Linked DNA regions of Homo sapiens: region 1 is linked to region 2. The links are chromatin loops, found by intact Hi-C in ENCODE. Cell type or tissue: Caco-2. All regions are shown on one strand. Links, peaks and the distances in the headings refer to the core of each region. The heading gives the core; the rest is flanking DNA.

What was found. Peaks named below come from ENCODE experiments on the same cell type or tissue, not always from the same donor. Only the 100,000 strongest peaks of a DNase experiment are listed, where the experiment ranks them.
Region 1: it touches region 2 in a loop (13-fold over the local background); 5 of 110 quality-filtered maps call a loop at or near these places.

The regions. Positions count from the first base shown.
Region 1 is chr2:232,382,092-232,391,524 of GRCh38, reverse strand. It overlaps ALPP (alkaline phosphatase, placental), which reads right to left. Exons shown (of 11, transcript NM_001632.5): 11 at 8,636-9,433. It also overlaps the pseudogene ECEL1P2. Among named protein-coding and RNA genes, the nearest start is that of ALPP, 8.1 kb to the right of the region's middle. In Caco-2, for the core only: no CTCF peak of the experiment used is centred there; DNase peaks (open chromatin) are centred at 4,794 and 5,634; H3K4me3 peaks cover 188 bases.
Region 2 is chr2:232,435,794-232,445,226 of GRCh38, reverse strand. It overlaps the pseudogene DIS3L2P1. Among named protein-coding and RNA genes, the nearest start is that of ALPI, 16 kb to the left of the region's middle. RefSeq lists enhancers at 1,084-1,721, 4,933-5,437, 5,438-5,941. In Caco-2, for the core only: CTCF peaks have their summits at 618 (motif pointing right), 4,489 (motif pointing right), 5,350 and 5,574 (motif pointing right); DNase peaks (open chromatin) are centred at 636, 4,506 and 5,596.

The sequences.
Region 1 (9,433 bases), core at 1,000-8,999, 54 kb after region 2:
ACAGGGTTTCACCATATTGGTCAGGCTGGTCTGGAACTCTTGATGCCAAGTGATCCACGTGCCTTGGCCTCCCAAAGTGCTGGGGTTACAGGCATCAGCCACCGCGCCTGGCAAGCAGTTTAGTTTTCTGGTTTTTATTTTAATCTCTTTGAGCCCACCTTTATCCTTTTTCAGTTTCAAATGAGATTAAGGATTAAATACTAACTGTTTAATTTTAGCTAGGACTGGCTGGATTTTGTACAAGAAACAAAATCTCCTAGCAGTTTTGAAAAGTCCAATAACAAATTTCTCTTCTGTTTGCCACTCTCAGTTGCTTGACAGCTCCGTGCCGGTGGGAAGCATTTTAGCAGTTCGTTCAGCTCTTCCTGGCCCCTGTGTAGCAGAGAAGCAGTTTTTATGCCAGAAACAGAGATCCTTTTCATTATTGCTCTGAGCTCATGATTTTGACCTGTTTAATCTGGGTGCCTAACATTTATAAACATTTCTCTCATTCTGTTCTTTTCTAATATCAATCCTTCCGTGGACTGTTCCATCACCCGAAGCAACTGTTAGGCAAACCTGAATTTACATTTCCAAAAGGTCTCTAGGTTGTTGTTTGCCACGGAGCTGTTGTAATTTATAGAGCCATTAATTTGAAAGCCCTTCAAGACCCCTTCCTTAGTGGTTTTTATGTTGGCTGGAGTGTGATATTATCAGTTTATCTTAATGCCAGCAGAAATGTCAGCAGATTCCAAGTAGGCAGAAAAGAGAGAGACAGAAGTAGACAACTTAGAAGGCTCTCCATTTAACTTTGTAGTTGGCAGTTTAAAAATTCAGTATTAGGAAAAAGCAAATTTGAGGAGTTCAAATGATTCCAATGATGGCCATTGATTTTGAAATGTGCACAGGGAAAGCCATGTAGCTGCCTGGAGTCCCAGAAAATCTGGCACGCCTTAGTGTCTGAGAATGCCATTCCATTTCTTTTTCATCTCTGAGAAGCAAAGAAAATCCTATAAACCCTGTCAGGGACTGTCAGGAGTCTGGACCAGTGTTTTAGATGGTGGTGACACCCTGGGTTCTTTCAGTTGGCTTTCTCACACTCACCATATGTGTATTTTTTGAGACAATTCTCACTGTTAAACAGGCTTTAGTGCAGTGGCAGGACCACAAGTCATGGTAGCCTCGACCTCCTGGGCTCAAGCAATCCTCCCACATCAGCCTCCTGATAGCTGGGACTACAGGTGGGAGCTGCCACACCCAGCTAATTTTTGTGTTATTTGTAGAGGTGGGGTTTCATCATGTTGCCCAGGCTGGTCTCCAACTCCTTAGCTCAAGCCATTCTCTCACCTTGGCCTCCCAGAGTGCAGGGATTACAGACAGGAGCCACCTCGAGGGGCCGACCCTCACCGTGTGTACGTGTGTTTTAACATTTCCTATGGTGCTAAACTATTTATGTTTATTTTTGCTGTGGGATGATCAGAAGATGTTCAGGAACAAGCAAGAAAAAAAAATGAGCCAAATCATTTAAAGACGTGGGAAACCAAACCAAAATCAAACCCAAATCAGAATGCTCACAAAATTTCAACCAAGGTGTACACATCAAACATAATATTCAGTCAGGCATCCAGAACCAAAAGTGAATTCACCAGGAAAGACTTGCCTCATGGACAGAACATAAATTCTTTAGAACTCAGAGTCCTCAAACCAGAAGGGCACTGCTCTTTACACCAGAAAGTGCTTGCCAAAAGCAAAGAAGCAAAAAAAAGAAAGAAAGAAAGAAAGAAAGAAAGAAAGAAAGAAAGAAAGAAAGAAAGAAAGAAAGAAAGAAACCCAACCTTTATACCCTCAGGAGGGATGCAAGGTCCTTTGTTTAAGGGAGCCTTATAATCAAATCACATCCAGGATAAAGTAAAAAGGAACTGACCAAAGGGAGGGAATCTGGGTATTTGAGGAGATTCACCAGAACAGAAAAGCAACTCCTGGAAAGGCAGTCTGCGGGGGGCTCAGTCAACACTGCGTTAGATTCCAGGACACGCTGATTCATCCAAGATGAATTCACTTCGGTCCCACTTCTGGCTCCGCTATGTGACACTGCATAACAAATACAGAAAGACTCTAAAATAAAATGAACTTTCTTTGGAAATAGGTATTGCTTGGGAATAAGCAGGCCATAGGAAAGCACGTGTGAATTTAGGGAGGTGAAGGAAGACAAAGGTTTTTAAAGGAAAATGGAGGAGGATCACAGGATTGTTTTGAGATATTTATCCTTGGCTACAAGGATCAAGGATATGCGTGGCACCAGTCTGAGGATGGACGGGTGGTTGCTGGGCAGATGTCCTTGCAGAAATATTTTTCGATGAAAGGTTAAGAAGGCCTTTGTGCAAGGTGGAACTGGGCCTGGACCACTGGCATCACCCACTCACCCACAGCCTCAGCTTCCCTTTTGGAGACACTGCAGGGGAGCCAAGGAGCTGGGCCTCGGACCCCTCTTTATTGGCAGTCTGTGCAGGGTGACCAGGACTGTGTGGTCACAGGCTAAACCCAAGTCACCTCCTATTGGCCGCGATTGCTGTGCTCTGGGTCAACTGTGCATTGGTACCATGGGGGCCGCACTCGCAGCCCCAAGCCTTCTTCTGGCAGGGCTCTCCGTTGCTCTCCCTGGATCAGGAACTGGGGGAAGTGAGCGAGGCCAACCAGAAGCCCAGACGCCCTGGGGAGACCTCATCCTGGACAGGCGTTCCCAGGAGTACAAGGAAGCTCCCTGGTGAAGGTGCGCAGGCGCTGTGCGGGCAGCCCAGGCACTCCATCAGGGCCCCCTTATCCTTTAGGAGGAGTCCTCCCCGGCCGGTGCTCCAGGGCTGTGGGCTGGGGCATGACGGCCCCCAGCTGCGTAGCTCCAGCCCCTTTCTAGCCGGCTGGTGGGCAGCTCGTAATGGGGACGCGGGATCCGAAGGGACCCCTCCCGGGAGTACCCGCTGCCCTTACTGGTCCTGGGACACGGCTGGACCCCTCGGGCTGGCAGCTCGGCGGCAGAAAAGGCAGCGGGCGCTGGGAGACAGCGGCTGCCCACGCAGTTCTGCTCAGGCTCAGGCTCTGGTTTCGAGCGGGCCCGCTAGTCCTGGTCCTGCTCGAGTGCGCACCTGCGGGGTAAATGGCGCCGAATCCCTGCAGCCGTTGCCGCCATCGCGGCCGCTGCGCGGAGCCTCCCGGCTTCGTCTCCTTGCGCCCCGCGGGAGGTGAAACTTCACCCAAGTTTGGGTTCTGGGGAGAACGTATTGAAGCCGGGAGTGGCTCGGGTCGGGGTCACAGACTGGGAATGGGGGTGGGTGGGGGGACGGAGCCGGTCTCCATCAGGGCCGTCCAGGGGGTGGGCTGTGTATCCACGACCCTGGGGCGTTGGCGCTCGCCCCTGGGGAAGGAGCGGGTGGGCTGTCGGGCCACCGAGTAGAAGGAGCCAGCGATCGGGGTTGAGTGGTAGATCCTGCGGACTTCCGCAAGGACAAAGTTTGGTTCTTTGGCCGCTTTGTGGAGCCTCTGTCTGTGTCCAGCGCGGAAAGCGGAAAGTGCAGCATAGACGCGCTCCTGACCCCACCTCCTCACTCCAGCCTCCGCTTCTCCACCCCCCACCCCCATTCTGCCCGGCCTTGGCTGGGGCAGGTCCTGGACCAGAAAGGCGAAGGGAAGAGGGACAGCCTTTCAATGAAGGCCCACTACGTGCCAGGCCCCGTGCCTGGCTCCTCCCCCTTCCCATCAGGGCCCTCCCAACCCAGGGACCCGCACGTGTGTGCAGGGAGGGGGACAGGGGAGAAGACTCCACTGTGCACGCGGGGGTGGTGGCCCCGCCGAGCCCTCCTGGTCCCTGGTTTCCCCAGTGAATGAGGCTCGCGGCTGGGGCCTCTGCACCCAGGCCTGTGTCTCTCCTCGCGGTGCCCCGGAACCCCGTCGGGCTGCGGCGTCTCATTAGCCTGCCTCTGTCCTTCCCGCAGCTGAGGCCCCAGGGGCCACGCGGAGGCTCACGAGGAGGCCGGCGGCCACGCGCATCCCGTAGCCCAGGTGGCCCAGGGCTGCACCCCGGCGGCCTCGGCGCCATGGAGTCCTGGTATTCGCTGATGGCGCACTACGATGAGTTCCAGGAGGTCAAGTATGTGAGTCACTGCGGCGCGGGGGGCGCTTGCGGGGACTTTCTGCCCGCAGGCCACCGGGCCCAGGCCGGGCTGCAGCTCTGGAAGCGGCGCAAGTTGAACCTGCTGTCGGGCTGGTGTTTGCAGCCGGCCTCTGCTCCATCCTGGCGGCTATGCTGGTGCTCAAGTACCTGGGCCCGGTCGCGGCCGGCGGCGGAGCCTGTCCTGAAGGCTGTCCTGAGCGCAAGACTTCGCGTGCACCGCTCGCTTCTTGGCCGCCAACCTGGACGCCAGCATCGACCCATGCCAGGACTTATACTCGTTCGCCTGCGGCGGCTGGCTGCGGCGCCATGCCATCCCCGACGACAAGCTCACCTACGGCACCATCGCGGCCATCGGCTAGCAGAACGAGGAGCGCCTGCGGCGCCTGCTGGCTCGGCCCAAGGGTGGACCCGGCGGCGCTGCCCAGCACTAGGTGCGCTCCTTCTTCCGCTTGTGCCTCGAGATGCGCGAGATCGAACGACTGAACCCGCTGCTCATGCTGGAGGTCATCGAGGACTGCGGGGGCTGGGACCTGCGCGGCGCGGCGGAGCGCCGGGGGGTTGCTGCGCGATGGGACCTCAACTGGCTGCTGTAAAAAAGTGCAGGGCGTGTACAGCGCCGCCGCGCTCTTCTCGCTTATGGTCAGCCTGGACGACAGGAACTCTTTGCGCTACGTCGTCCGTGTGAGTGCGCGCGTTGAGCGCCCCGCCAGCTGCCGTAGACCCGGGGCGCAGTGGCCTTGCCCAGGGGTCCCTGAGGGCGGGAGGAGGGTGCGCGAGAGGAGAGGAAGGGAAAGCAGGGGAGGGGAGGGAGCGCACAGTGGCAGCGCGCGGGAGGAGGTCATAAGTAATTTCCCCGGGGTAACTGCGGTGTTCAGCGGTGCAGCCATTTCCCAGCCCTCTGGCAGGCAGTGGGGAGCGGGTGGGGTGCGCGGCAATATATTCAAGCTTATGTACAAAGCATTTGAGGTCTAGTTGAAGAAACAACTTGAAGAATGGTCTCGCAGCAATTACAAACAAATACCCTTCAGCAATTACAAGAAGGCTTTCAATGACTGAACCCGAATACTTGGTTGTCTGGGTTAAACATACGCATTTGGGTGATGGCCGCTATATTCTTTTTTGTATCTGATTGCTAGGGTGATGGCCGCTATATTCTTTTTTGTATCTGATTGCTAGGCTTCTGTAAATGGCTCTGTGCTGCCACCCGAAGCATCTATGACCAGGGAAGAAGGATAGAAGCTTATTTTGCGTTGGATAACCAGCAAGCTCTAAGAATTAAAGAAGGGGGAGATGTGGGGGGTGCACGACGATATATTCAAACTTATGTACAAGGCATTTGAGCTCGAGGCATGGAAAAATACTGAGGCACTGTGTGTACGTTGTTTGTGCGTGAGAATGTAACTCCTTGACACTGAAAACAGGACAAGGAGTGGAATGTGTGATAAGGAGCGCTGAAAACAGCCTCCTAGGAATGTGGTCTGAGTGCTTTTACAAGGCCGTATGTGCCTCATGACCCCACGGCAAAAACCCATCTGGTGGATGTTTGTGGTTTAACAAGCCTTCTAATAAATACTTGGCGGATGGATTTTGGGGCGGCACTCTCTCAGAGGAGTTGCCGCCTGCCCCACTCAGCTGGAATTGTCTGAGTACTTCATTCTCTGGCGTTCACAGCAGCTACAAGCTGCAAGGGGTGACCCCAACGTGACCACCTTGAAATTACGCGTGGAGCAGGTCGACTCATCAACTTTGGGTACTAAAAATACCAAAACTTAGCTGGGCGTGGTGGCGGGTGCCTGTAATCGCAGCTACTCAGGAGGCTGAGGCAGGAGAATTGCTTGAACCCGGGAGGCAGATGTTGCAGTGAGCCGAGATCGCGCCATTGCACTCCAGCCTGGGCAATAAGAGCGAAACTCTGTCTCAAACAAAACAAAACTCTTGCTAAGGAAAGAGCAAATTTTTGAGCAGAAGTTTGAAAATATTTATTTGACACTTGATTTTGGGGTAAACAATGTATTAGACTCATAAACACTCATACCTACACAGGAAAAGGAAGCTTGAGAACAGAATGACCTAATTTCAGAATAATCTTTTTCCTCTTCTTCTTCTTCTTTTTCTTCTTCTTCTTCTTCCTCTTCTTCCTCTTCCTCTTCCTCCTCTTCTTCTTCTTCCTCTTCTTCCTCCTCCTCTTCCTCTTCCTCCTCCTCTTCTTCTTTTCCTCCTCCTCCTCCTCCTCCTCCTCCTCCTCCTCCTCCTCCTCCTCCTCCTTCTTCTTCTTCTTCTTCTTCTTCTTCTTCTTCTTCTTCCTTCTTCTTCTTCCTTCTTCTTCTTCTTCTTGGGATGGAGTTTCACTCTCGTCACCCAGGCTGGAGTGCAATGGTGCGATCTCGGCTCACTGCAACCTCTGCCTCCCGGATTCAAGCGATTCTCTTGTCTCAGCCTCCTGAGTAGCTAGGATTACGAGTGCCTGCCACCACACCTGGCTAATTTTTGTATTTTTAGTAGAGACAGGATTTCACCATGATGGCCAGGCTGGTCTCAAACTTCTGACCTCAAGTGATCTGCCTGTCTCGGCCTCCCAAAAGGCTGGGATTACAAGCATGAGCCACAACTCCTGGCCAGAATAATCTGTTTTTAAAATGTCTTCACTTTTAAAATATAGAAGTCCTTGGGTGTGAGCACTCATGTAAAACCTAAACATGCAGCACCTCCACATTGGTTAGAAAGAGGAACTTTCTAACCCACTGACAACTGGGAAGATAGAAATACACTAGCTGGATTTTACCAAAACCTTTGCATATTTGGTGGATGGAATGTAACAATGAGTATGATGATTTAGTAAGGCCAGCTAATGGTGTCTACCTTCTGTTCACCTCCCATATTTTTATGACAGCCACTAAAACCTAGAATTAGAAAAGAAAAAAAACTGTCCTGAGAGAGCCAGGTCCTCAAATACATGTATATATTTTTCCAGACAGGGTCTTGCTCTGTTGCCCAGGCTAGAGTGCAGTGGAGCAATCTTCTTTCACTGCAGCCTCGACCTCCCTGGACTCAGTTGTTGTTTTTGCAGAGACGGGATCTCACTATGTTGCCCAGGCTATTCTCAAACTCCTGAACTCAAGCGATCCTACCCGCTCTTCCTGCCAAAGTGCTGTGATTGCAGGTGTTGAGCCGCCATGCCTGCCAAATAGATGTTTTACAATGTTAAAATAATTTTCATATGCAAGGAAGCATTCAATCATGCTAATATTTCTAGTGAGCACAAAATGCTTGCTTTTTTTTTTTTCTTAAGACAGAGTGGCTCTGTCGCACAGGCTGGAGTGCAGTGGTATGATCTCAATTCACTGCAACCTCCCAGGTTCAATCAATTCTCCTGCCTCAGCCTCCCAAGTAGCTGGGATTACAGGTGCCGACCACCACGCCCGGCTAATTTTTGTAGTTTTAGTAGAGACCGTGTTTTAGTTTAGACCAGTTTTAGTTTCACCATGTTGGCTGGGCTGGTCTCAAACTCCTCACTTCAGGTGATCCTCCCACCACAGCCTCCTGAGTAGCTGGGACCACAGGCATGGGCCACGAGGCTTGGCTAATTTTTGTATTTTTTGTAATAGTGTAAACTTTGCTGGAAAATGTGGCTGATTTCACCTTTAATTCTTTTCGGCCAGACACGTGGCTCACACCTGTAATCCCAAACTTTGGGAGGCCAAGGCGGGTGGATCACCTGAGGTCAGGAGTTGGAGACCTGCCTGGCCAATATGGTGAAACCCCGTCTCTACTAAAAATACAAAAACTAGCCAGGCATGGTGGTGCACACTTGTTGACCCCTGGCTACTTGGGAGGGTGAGGCAGGATAATGGCTTGAATCTGGGAGGCAGAGGTTGCAGTGAGCCGAGACAAGGTCATTGCACTCCAGCCTGGGCAACAGAGTGAGGCTCTGCCTCAAATAAAAAAAATTCTTTTCAATGTTCTTTTGGGGCAGGTGTGGTACTCACCAAGCATGGCTGTGTTGGGATGGGTGCTCCCGAATGCTTTCGGACGGAGATCAGAAACACCTGGAGTCAGTTCCTTCCCCAGTTCTCACCTCTCCCTGCTACCCTCTACCACCCCCACCATCCACCCAAAAGACAAGACCCTTCTTCTGGCAGCAGCCAGAATACTTATTTTCCACCCAGGGCGGGTCACAGCACTCCTTAAAGACCTCCAACCACATCCCTCTACTCAGACTTCACACTCCCCAACACTACCCACCCTCTTGACCCTCAGATTTACCCCTCTACCCACCCACCCTCTGATCCAGCCCTTGGCCTCCCAGAGCACCTGCTGGCGCTGCCCCAGGGCCTTGGCACTGCTGTTCTGCCTTGCTCAAGCCCCACTCTGTTTAGGTCTCCTGCTCAATCATCTGCTCCTCAGCAGCCCCTCCTGGCCTGCGTTATCCACCCCTCCAGACACTGTGCCCACAGGCACTCATGATTTTCCTCCTAGGAAGTAGTACTGGCATTACATTGTCTAACACTTCCTTTTATTATTTATTTATTTTTAAAATTTATTTGTTTATTTTTGAGGCAGAATCTCGCTCTGTCGCCCAGGCTGCAGTGCAGTGGCATGACCTCGGCTCACTGCAATCTCCGCCGCCCGGGTTCAAGCGATTATCCTGCTTCAGCCTCCTGGGTAGCTGGGACTACAGGCGCATAGATAAGGGGTTTCACCGTGTTAGCCAGGATGGTCTCCATCTCCTGACCTCGTGATCCGCCCACCTCGGCCTCCCAAAGTGCTGGGATTACAAACACTTCCTTTTATTATTGCTTTGTCTCCCAGGAGAGCAGAGGCCCTGGGGAGGCAGGGGAGTCTTCCTTCTTGAGAAATCTATGCCCAGTGTCCAGATGTCTGGGGAGGGACCTTTGGCTCTCGACCAGTGTCCTGCACCCAGGGCTTCCCAGGAGCTCCTCGGATCTCAGTTGGGTGCTGAAATTGGCATGTGGGGGTATGGAACGTCTGAGAAGTTGAGATTTGGGGCAAGCCTTTGCCATGAGGCAGAGGGCCCCCTGGGGGGGTACAGGGGTGTGGAATTAGCTTAGTGGGGGGCAGCCGAAGGCTGTGTCAAAATCCCCCTGGTGATCCCCACCCCAGGAGCCTCCTTGGCCAGCAGGGTGGCAGGAAACCACCCTTCTCCAGGCGTCCTGAAGATCCCGAGTCCTCAAGTCCCACAGGTGATTCAAGGACTGAAGCAAAGATCAGCGGGGCGCGGGGTCTGGGTGCTTCTTTTCCCCAGGAAGGGAGCCTGCCTGGTACCCACTG
Region 2 (9,433 bases), core at 533-8,532:
GCATGGTGCTCCACCCCAGACGACAGATTAGGACCCCAGCACCCAGCTCCCAGGGCAGCAGAAAGCAGCCCTCCGAGGTCAGCGCCCTCCTCTCGGCTGTGTCCAGGGCTGGCTGTAGACCCCCTGCAGCTTCCGCAGCACCGGCCCATAGAGAGAGTTCTCAGGTCGGGTTCCCCTACACTTGGGTCGCCCGACCTTTGGACCTCCACCATCACCGCTGAATGGTCTTGGGCCACCGAGCACCCACTGTGGGTGAAGTGTGTGTACAGGGGCATGATGAGCGCATAGTGCCCGAACTGTGCCAGGTCCTGCAGCAGCCCCGAGCAGAAGTAAAGTGCCATCTGTGGGGCGGGTCAGAGCCTGGCCAGCCCAGAGCTTTCCGACTATTCCCAGAGGTCCCATGCCACCCACAGCTTTGCCATCGGCAGCCTTGGTGTGCACAGACCTGGCGGGCTGCTGGCTGCTGAGCAAAGCCAGGGAGGACCAGGGCCAGGACCAGTGCCCCTTTCTGTACAAGGGAACCCAAGGGGAGGCCAGGAGGCAGGCAGAGCCCAGGGGTGCCCATACTTCTCTCCAGGAGACAAATCTGGCCTGCCTGGGCCTCCCAAATGCCCTCAAGGTGGCAGCACTGAGAATGGCCCAGACATGTGCCGTCGCTGCTGAGTCACTGCTGGGCACCACCAGGAGGGAACCGTCTCTGGTCTACCCCTCCCCAGCATGGGGCTGAGGCTGCTACTCTGGCCCAGGAAGGAGGAGGGGGAAGCCTGTGGCCATGTATGACCGGGGGCTGCAGGCGCTGTCTGCTGGAGACACAAGCAGAAGCTGAGGAGGCTGTGGTCTTTGTTCAAGGAGGCCAAGTCCATTGCTCCATCTGGCTAGAGTGGGAGGCAGGCAAGAAAGCCCAGGATGCCATTCCCTGCCCCGTGCAACACAGGCCTCAGGCTCCTGGCGCTTCCTCTCGGACCTAGGCACACCTTTGGTCGGAGCTGACCTCATCCCCTCTGGCATTGATCCCACGCAGCTGAAGCCACGCTTCACCCCAGCACCTCTGTGTCCCCTGGTACTCCACCCCACAGCAGCCAAGGGAGGCAGTTTCCGGCCTGCCAGCCTCGGCCCTTCTCGTCTCTGACACCTGACCCTCCCGGGGGCTGAGACACAGAGGGCTGAGTTCCAAAGGCCCTTGTGCTGGGCAGGAGGCAGGACTGGGGCAGGGGGAGATACCGAGAGTCTCTAGGGACCAGCGCATAGCCCGTCCCAGCTGGGGCCACAGCCCCTGAAGCTGTTTGTCCTGCAGTCTCCGAGCTTTCAGGGCTGGGTGTCAGGGCCAGTGCTACTGCCTGGGAGCGAGTGAACGGGTTCCTCGCAGAGGTCCAAGGTCACTCCTGTGTGTCTCTCTGGCTCCCTTGCTCCCTGGCTGCTGTACACACTCACCCTCCTGTGCCCTTGGCCAGACAGACAGCCAGCTCCCGTTACTCTGTGCACACGGGCCCTGGAATCCAGGGCGCAGCTGATGGTGACCTGCTCCGCTCCCTAACTCCACTTCCCTTCCAGCCCCTGCTGGGCCCTGGGTTAAGTCGGGGGCAAGTCTCTGGGGGAGGTGGGCACAGCCTCCACTCCCAGACATGTCTGGGCTTTGTTCTCAGTGGTGGCCCAGTTCCCCAGATGACCTGGGTGAGGTTGATGAAGGGCCCTGGCCCCTCTTGGCTGGTGGAGGTGGCTCAGGGTCGGGTGGGATGGGTGGGGACCATGGCTTTCCCACAGGCCCAGCCATCCCTGGGACAGCCCTGGGACAGCCCTGGTGTCCTGATGCAGATGCTCACTGGGGACTGTGTGCCCCCTCACACCTTTCTGTGCTCTCTGCTGCTGCTCTGTCCTGTCCCCACCCCAGTTCCCGGGGCTGAGGAACAGGAGCACCGCAGACCTGGTAACTCTCTGCCATCGGATTCCCGGGCAAGGGCGCCTCTGAGCTCCCTGGGAGGCGAGCCAGGAGAATGCAGCCTGTTCGGGCTCTGGCTAACTCCGGAGCGGCTCCGATCTCTGGAGCTCCAGCTTGGCTTGTACCTCCTTGGAGGTGATGGCGTCAGAGGCAGGGACATGGGAGGGGCCCCAGCAGGGCAGAGCCAGAGGCAGTTCTGGGACTCAGGGGCTGCTGCGCCTTCTCTGCCAGGCCTAGAGCCGCTGCAGTGTAGAACAGAGAGAGCCCAGTGGGCACGGCCCAGCCCCTCTCCGCTGTGGGTGCCACAGGTGCTTGGCTGGGCAGACACTTGTGACTGGGGGCAGGTCACGGTGACCAGGCCCAAGCAGGCCCTGATGGCTTCAAACCCAGCAGAGCTTGAAGTGTCAGAAAATAAATCCACTGAGGTCAGCTGAAGCCATCCAGTTCTTGTGAACAGATTGAATCTTCCGAGTGACCGAGCCCCTAAAATATAGCCTGTCCCTGGCCCTGGGCCGGGCCGGGACCCAGAGCCGACCCATCAGCAACCACTGCTCCCGCTGACCCGAGGGTCCTCTGGGGTCCTGGTCCCAGGATGCTCGGGCCCTGCACGGGGGAAGCTCAGCCTGGGACGCTGTGACAGGCATCCCAGAGCAAGCCCAGCTGTCCACCCCACAGGCTGCCACCTCCCTGCAGGCCCAGGCCTAGGCCCCCAGCCAAGTCCGCTTCTTTCCCACACTGGCCAGAGGCTGACAGCTGGTTCTGGACTCCACGTGGGGATGGAGGCTGCGGAGTGTTCCCTGGGACAGGAAGCCACATGGGACCCTGTCTCTCCTCCAGGACCCCAGCCTGACAGGAGGTCTCAGTAGCCCCTCAGCTCCAGGGCACTCTGTCCTTGAGCGAGTGTGAGCAGGAGACAGCGGCTCAAACTCAAGAGGCTCAGGGTGCCCCCTCCTAGGTGCTGCCTGGGGTCGGCCTCCTCTCCCACCCTCTGGCAGAGGAGGAGCAGCCCCCGTCCACCCAGCCATGTCCAGAGCAGGCAGGAACGGTGGGGGCCTGTGCTTGCACGTAGAGGTCACCGGTCTGGGGCCAGTGTGCTCCCGGGAGTGGGGGAGACTGGGGCTGGGCCCTCCTTACCTGCATGGGGACTGGGCTGGGCCCTCCTTATCTGCATGGGCCGGAAGCACATGTTGGTGAGCACCTCCTTCCAGGCCAGTGAGTACTTGTCATCTCCAAATGTTTGGGTCAGGCTTTTCTAGAAGCAAATCCCAGAAACCTGTGTGACATGTGGTCCAGCTCGGGGAGCTGGTGGTCATCCGCTGAGCACCTCATGCCCGGCTCTGGGGGGAGGAGTTGGCTGTGGGGCTCAGCCCTGCCTCATCTCATGTGTTCCGCCAAGTCCCTGTCTTGCCCAGCACCCCCATGGTCTCCCCTGCACCAGTTGGTCTACACCGCCTTCTCCTCTGACTGGTTAGCTCCTGTGCTGGCTCTCCCAGAGGGGGACCCTGGAGAGCAGGGAAGCACCCATCTATTAAATAATTCACGGCAGCAGCCCCAGAGCTCAGCAGCCCACCCAATCCAGAGAAGGCACCGAGGAAAGATCTCTGCTGAATGACAGGATGCCTGGAATGCTCAGGCAGCCCAGGCTGTAAGAGGGCACCATGCTCGCCCAGGCCATAGGAACCCAGGGGGGCCCGGCCCAGGTCCTAGTCCGAGGACTCCCTGGGGCATGTGGCAGTGGTGAGTGGACTGAGGACCCCACAGGGCCAGGAGTGCTGGGCTCCCTTCTCCCTGGGGATGGTGCCTTGTTGGAGGGAAGCCTCCCGACAGGGTCTCTGAGGGTAGACAGGAGAGTCTGAGGCAGCAGGAGGGAAGGAGTCAGGGTGGGGTGAGACCCTGGAGTCACCCTTTCAGGGCCTGTTGCTCCAGCTTTGCTGTACTTGAGCGTTGTTAGACTCAACAGTCGCTGTGAATGAATGTGGCTCCCGATGGAAGGACTGAGCCGGCCAAGTCCCTCGAGATCCAGGCGCTGCTTTCCTGTTGCCCCTCCTCCCCCAACATGGCCAGCCAGGGGTCTCCCACACGTGTCCTGTGAGTCTCACTTCTGCCATCAATCCCATCCCCTTGCCCCGCTCCAAGTCTTCCCTGAATGTCAGACAGAATTCTCTTCCATGGGCATTTATAGCTAGGGTCACGTGTGTCACTGTCTAGTGCCATTGGAATCTTATTTAGATTTCATACTTACATCTTGTCAGCCCAAGAGGAGTCCCAGTTCCTGCTGGAAAATGGCTCATGTAATCTATCTTGGTTGGGTCATCATCACCGAAAAGCATCAGATGCATAGTTCATTCATTCATTTGTTCACTCATTCCACAAAGATTACCATGTGCCAAGCACGGTTCTGGACTTTCTCCCCACGCAGTCGGACAATCCTCCTGGGCAGGAGCACCTGGGCTGTTCCCTGGTGCCCCTTCCCCAGCCCAGTTGCAGGCCTGGGGGAAGAGGGACACCTGTAGCCTCCAGGCCGACCCTGGGTTGCATTTTGAAGTGTGGCCAGCAGGTGGCAGCATGCCCCCATACTGGGTCGCTCCGAGGCTGCAGGCTAAGGAGGCCACCAGGCGGGCAGGGTGAAAGAGCAGGGCTGTGCCGGGCGGCCCCGGTTTCTCCTCTGTGCCCATGCCCCACCCTATGGGTTTAGGAATTGAATATCTGGGGGCCTCTCAGGGCTGAGCCAGGCTCCTGCTCTCAGTTCCTGCAGGCGCTCTCCACATCCCTTCTCATGATCTTCAGTAAACACGAGGACAAGGACAGGAGGGAGGGGACAGGGAGAGGGTGGGGCCGCTGTGGAAGCCCCTGCCAAGACCACAGACCTCAGGCAAGCTGCTTCCCTGGCAACTCCACTACCTGCTCTCCCTGGACCCCAGCACAGTCCCAGGAGTCACCCCTGCCCTCAACAGTGAACAAGTGCACTCTTGGTGACCTTGAACGTGAAGCCTGGTGAGGCTATGGAGGAGAGGCCCACCTTGCCAGGGCCCTTGGTGTGGCTGAGTCTCTGCTTCCCTTGCCGTCTCAGCCTCTCCCTCCCTCTAGGGGGCTGGGGGTCGGGACAGCGCCTGTGGGGCTCTGGCCCAGCCAGTTGGGCCACATCAAGCAGGGACCCAGATAAAGGTCAAGGGCACTGAGGAGGGAGCTGGCACTGCAGAGAGTCCACTTCCCAGGCACAGCCTTGGCCATGATGTTTGAGGACAGCTGCAGGGGCTGTCTGGTGCCCTCATGTCCTTCTGATGCTGCAGGTAGCAGATGGGGGTGGAGAGAAGAGGTGAGCTATGAGCAAGAGTGAATGAAGGTGGGGCTGGCCCCTGGCTGTGGTGGTGACGCCCTGGGATGGCTGGAAGGGAGGTCCCCAGTGGAGTCTGGGGACAGGAAGGTGCAGGCCAAGCCCAGCTGCCAGCAGCCAGAGTTGCACCGAGTTCAGTATTCGCCATTGCAAATGGGACCTGGCACCACGGGTCAGAGAACTGAGCTGGACGGTGCAGGGTGGGTGGGGTAGGGAAGGTGGGAGTCAGGGCTCTCATCTGCGGCCAGCACAGGCTCCACAGTCCCCCACCCTGTCAATTCCCTGGTGGGCCAGCAGGTGGCGCCCAGCCTCTTCCTCCCCAAGGTCCTGGGATGGGGAGGCTCCAGCTTAGAGCCTAGGCGCTCCTATGGGAACCCAGGGCCAGAGATGGAGGCTGTGACAGTGACCTGGTCAGCAGGGCCCTCTACTCTGACCTCCTCCCTCCCTCTCCTGGGGAGCAGTGCTAGGTGCACAGCCTAGGCAGCCAAACCTCCGAAACGCCCCAAGCTATCCTGGGTGGTCAGGCCGCGCCGCTCCACACTCTGGGCCACGGGAGCCCCGAAGGAATGGAGTGGGCACTGGGGCCGCTGGACGGGAGGGTGCCCTGCCCCCTGCCCTGGCTTCAGACCTTCCTCCTCTGATGTGGGCACCGGCCCTAGTGCCAACCCGCTCCTCCCAGCACCAGGGGCACAGGCATGAGATCACTGGGCCCTGCTGGGAATGGGGCGCTGGAGCTCAGGGACTGCCTGACAACTGCTCTCCGAGGGGCTGGGAATGGCTGCCAGCCAGCATCACCTTCCAGAACAGCAAGCCAAGGCCTCGGAGACGGGGGCCTCGGTCCCAGACCTGGCATCGACCAAGCTTCTGGAGCTTGTGCCACCAGAGTCCCACGACTCTGGAGGTCTGGGGTGGGGCTGTGGTGTGACAGTGGCTGCAGGGCCAGGACCCCAGCTCCTCAGCACTCACTCCCAGCACCCCTCCTCCCTGGGTCTGTGCCTCCCCGGGGCAGGAGGGGATGGGGAAGGATAGGGCAGGTGTGAGGCTCAGCGAGCCCCTCACACGCTGTGGCAGACAGCAGAGAAAGGCCACCAGCCCCCCGCACACGGTACACACTCCCCACAGCAAGGGTGACACTGGTAGAGACAGAGGTTCCCACAGTGCACAAACGTTCCTCTAAAGAAAAAGCAACAACATCAATATATGAAACGCAGGGCTCTTCATGCGTTTACGACAGGGCGTCCTTCACCCTGAAGGTGCCGGCGAGCATCAAGACTGCAGAGCCAGCCACTGGGTGCCGCATTCCTGCTGGCTCAGGTGGGACCTGTTTCTGTTGCATCTTAAAGGACGATGCTGGGAAAGGCTGCTCTCGCCCTGGCAGGGCTTAGAGGTGATGAGATGAGAAAGGGGTGAAGCCATCTGCGCTTCAGAGGAAGCCTGCCTTCCCTGATCACGGAGGAACCAGATCTGAATGTTTCTCTGCTCAACTGGGAGATTGGGACTCGATTTTGACATTCAGGGATCTGGGGCATCTGTGGCCAGGAAAGACCTGTCTGGGGGAGGGGTGGAGGGGCGTCCTTCACCTCTCATGGCCCTGCCATTGAGAGAGGGGCTTCTCCTCAGTGGCTCGCATGGAACACCAGCATCAACATCAATCCCATGAAACATGCGCTCTTCATGCGTTTATGATCGGGTCTCCTTTGCCTTTAAGGTTCCAGCAAGCATCGGGCCTGTGCAGAGGCAGCACTGGGTGCCGCGTTCCTGCTGTCTCAAGTGGGACCTGTTGCTGTCACATCTTAAAGGACGATGCTGGAACGCCAGCCCTGCCACTCTCACTGCGTGATTTCAAACTTTTTTTTTTTTTAATTTTGAGACAAGGTCTTGCTCTGTTGCCCAGGTTGGAGTGCAGTGGCATGACCTCGGGTCACTGTAGCCTCCACCTCCCTGGTGGCCCAAGTGATCCTGATCTTCCCATCTCAGCATCCAAGTAGCTGGGACCACAGGCGCGCACCACCTTGCCCAGCTAATTTTGTCTATAGAGAGGAGGTCTCACTATGTTGCCCAGGCTGGTCTCCAACTCTTGGGCTGAAGCGATCCTCCTGCCTCTGCCTCCCAAAGTGCTGGGATTACAGGCATGAGAGACCATGCCTTGCCAGATAAATTAGTTAAGCTTTCAGAATCTCCATTTCTTTCAAAGCCTGTAAAATAGGGAAGCAATGTGCCAGTGCCTGGCCTTGAAAAAAAAATAAGACATCATTGTAACACGTCCTATGTTGTGACTGGCATGGTTGCCCCAACTCTAGGAATTGGGCTAAACACGCAGCTACATTTCTAGAAGCTTCTCCTGGCCTCCCTCTGACAAGGGCACCAGTCTTGTCCCAGCCTCCGTCTCTTTTACCAGGTGGCCTCCCTAGTCATGCTCTGCTCTGCGGCCTTCACGCCAAAGCTGGTCCCATCCCTCTGCTGGAAGGGCCCTCTGCGGCTCCCCCGTCATGGGCTCAGTCCTACCTCCAGGGAATGAGGTTCTGCGTCCAGCTCCCCTCCCCTTCCACACGCCCAGCAGTGAGCATCATCGTCCTTCGCCCTCCCTCCACCCATCTCCTGCCACCTGCTTCTTGACATCCCATTCAGAGCCCATCCCAGCACTCAGCCGCCATGTCTGTGACAGCCTCTTTGAACACAGGGGCCATTTCCTTCCATGCCGTGTCGTAGACTCCGGTCCCACTCTAGATGCCAAGTGCATCTGCACAGAATGAAGGACTCTAAGATGGGGCATGCCAGGCTCCAATTCAGGAGCTGAGAAGGCTGGGTCCCTGCCCCAGTGCCCTGTTCTGCTGGGCACACAGCTCTGGGCTGCGTGTTTCTGATGATGATGCTTGCTGCTGGGCGTGTGGATACTGTCAAGCTCCGCCTGAGGGAGCTCATTCCCAAGCAGGCCAGAGGCAGCCAGGGCCCTGTCCTCTCTCCTCCCTGCTCCCCACGGGTGGACCGAGCACCACCCTTGGGCTCAGACAAGACGGTGGCGACATCCCAGCATGGCATCCCTCCTCCTTCAGAGCTAGGCTTTGCTAGTGTCCTTGTGTCCTCACTCTCTTTTGCATCCTCAAGGCTCCCCTAAGTGGCTGCGGTCACCAAACTGTGCCCTTGGAGCAGCACCGGGAGAAGGAGAACAGGCAGCCCCTGCCCCTGCAGCTGCCCCGCGTGGTGCCACCCACATGCTCGTCCCTTTCCAGGCCCCTGCAGCCCAGGCTGTTCCATCTCTTTCTGTGTGGGTCAAAGCCTAAGGTGTAAAAAATAAAAAAATAAATAAAAAATAAAAGACTGGCCACACACAGTCTCCCCACCCCCAGGCCGCGGTCTGCACTGCTGCACCAGAGGGCCTTGGCCCTAACTTCCTGGAGCCTCAACAGCAGAGGTGCATTCCTGAGTGCCAGACTAATTCCAAGAGATGGTGAGAAAGGACTGTTTTATAGGAAAGGGGTGAGATAGCAAAGTCACGGAGGCAAAACAAAACAAAAACAAACAAACAAAACAGGCTGGGCACAGTGGCTCACACCTATAATCCCAGCACTTTGGGAGGCCCAGGTGGGTGGGTCACCTGAGGTCAGGAGTATCGAGACCAGCCTGGCCAACATGGTGAAACTCCCGTCTCTACTAAAAATACAAAAATTAGCTGGGCATGGTGGTGGGCGCCTATAATCCCAGCTAGTTGGGAGGCTGAGGCGAGAGAATTGCTTGAACCCGGGAGGTGGAGGCTGCGGTGAGCCGAGATTGCACCATCACACTCCAGCCTGGGCAACAAGAGCGAAACTCCCTCTCAAAAAAACAAACAAATAAAGAAAAGCATCAGGTTAGTTTGGAAAATAAGAAGTCAAGGGCAGACTGTGTCAAGGGGAGACTGAAGGGCTGCGCCAGGAGGGGTACAGGGACAGCCTGGTGCCTGTCACACTCTACAACCGGCACCTTTTCTGGGAGCTGGGGAAGGCTGTTGGAACAAGGGAAGGACTTTGCACGGGGACCTTAAGCAGGACACAGTGAGGGACGGAGGCTGGACCAGAGGCAGGGCATGGCTGGGATGAAAGCTGAGCAGCCCAAGGCTCCCAAGAAGCAGCCCCAGGAAGCAAAAAAGAGCAGGGTAATCCCAGCACTTGGGAGGCCAAGGCGGG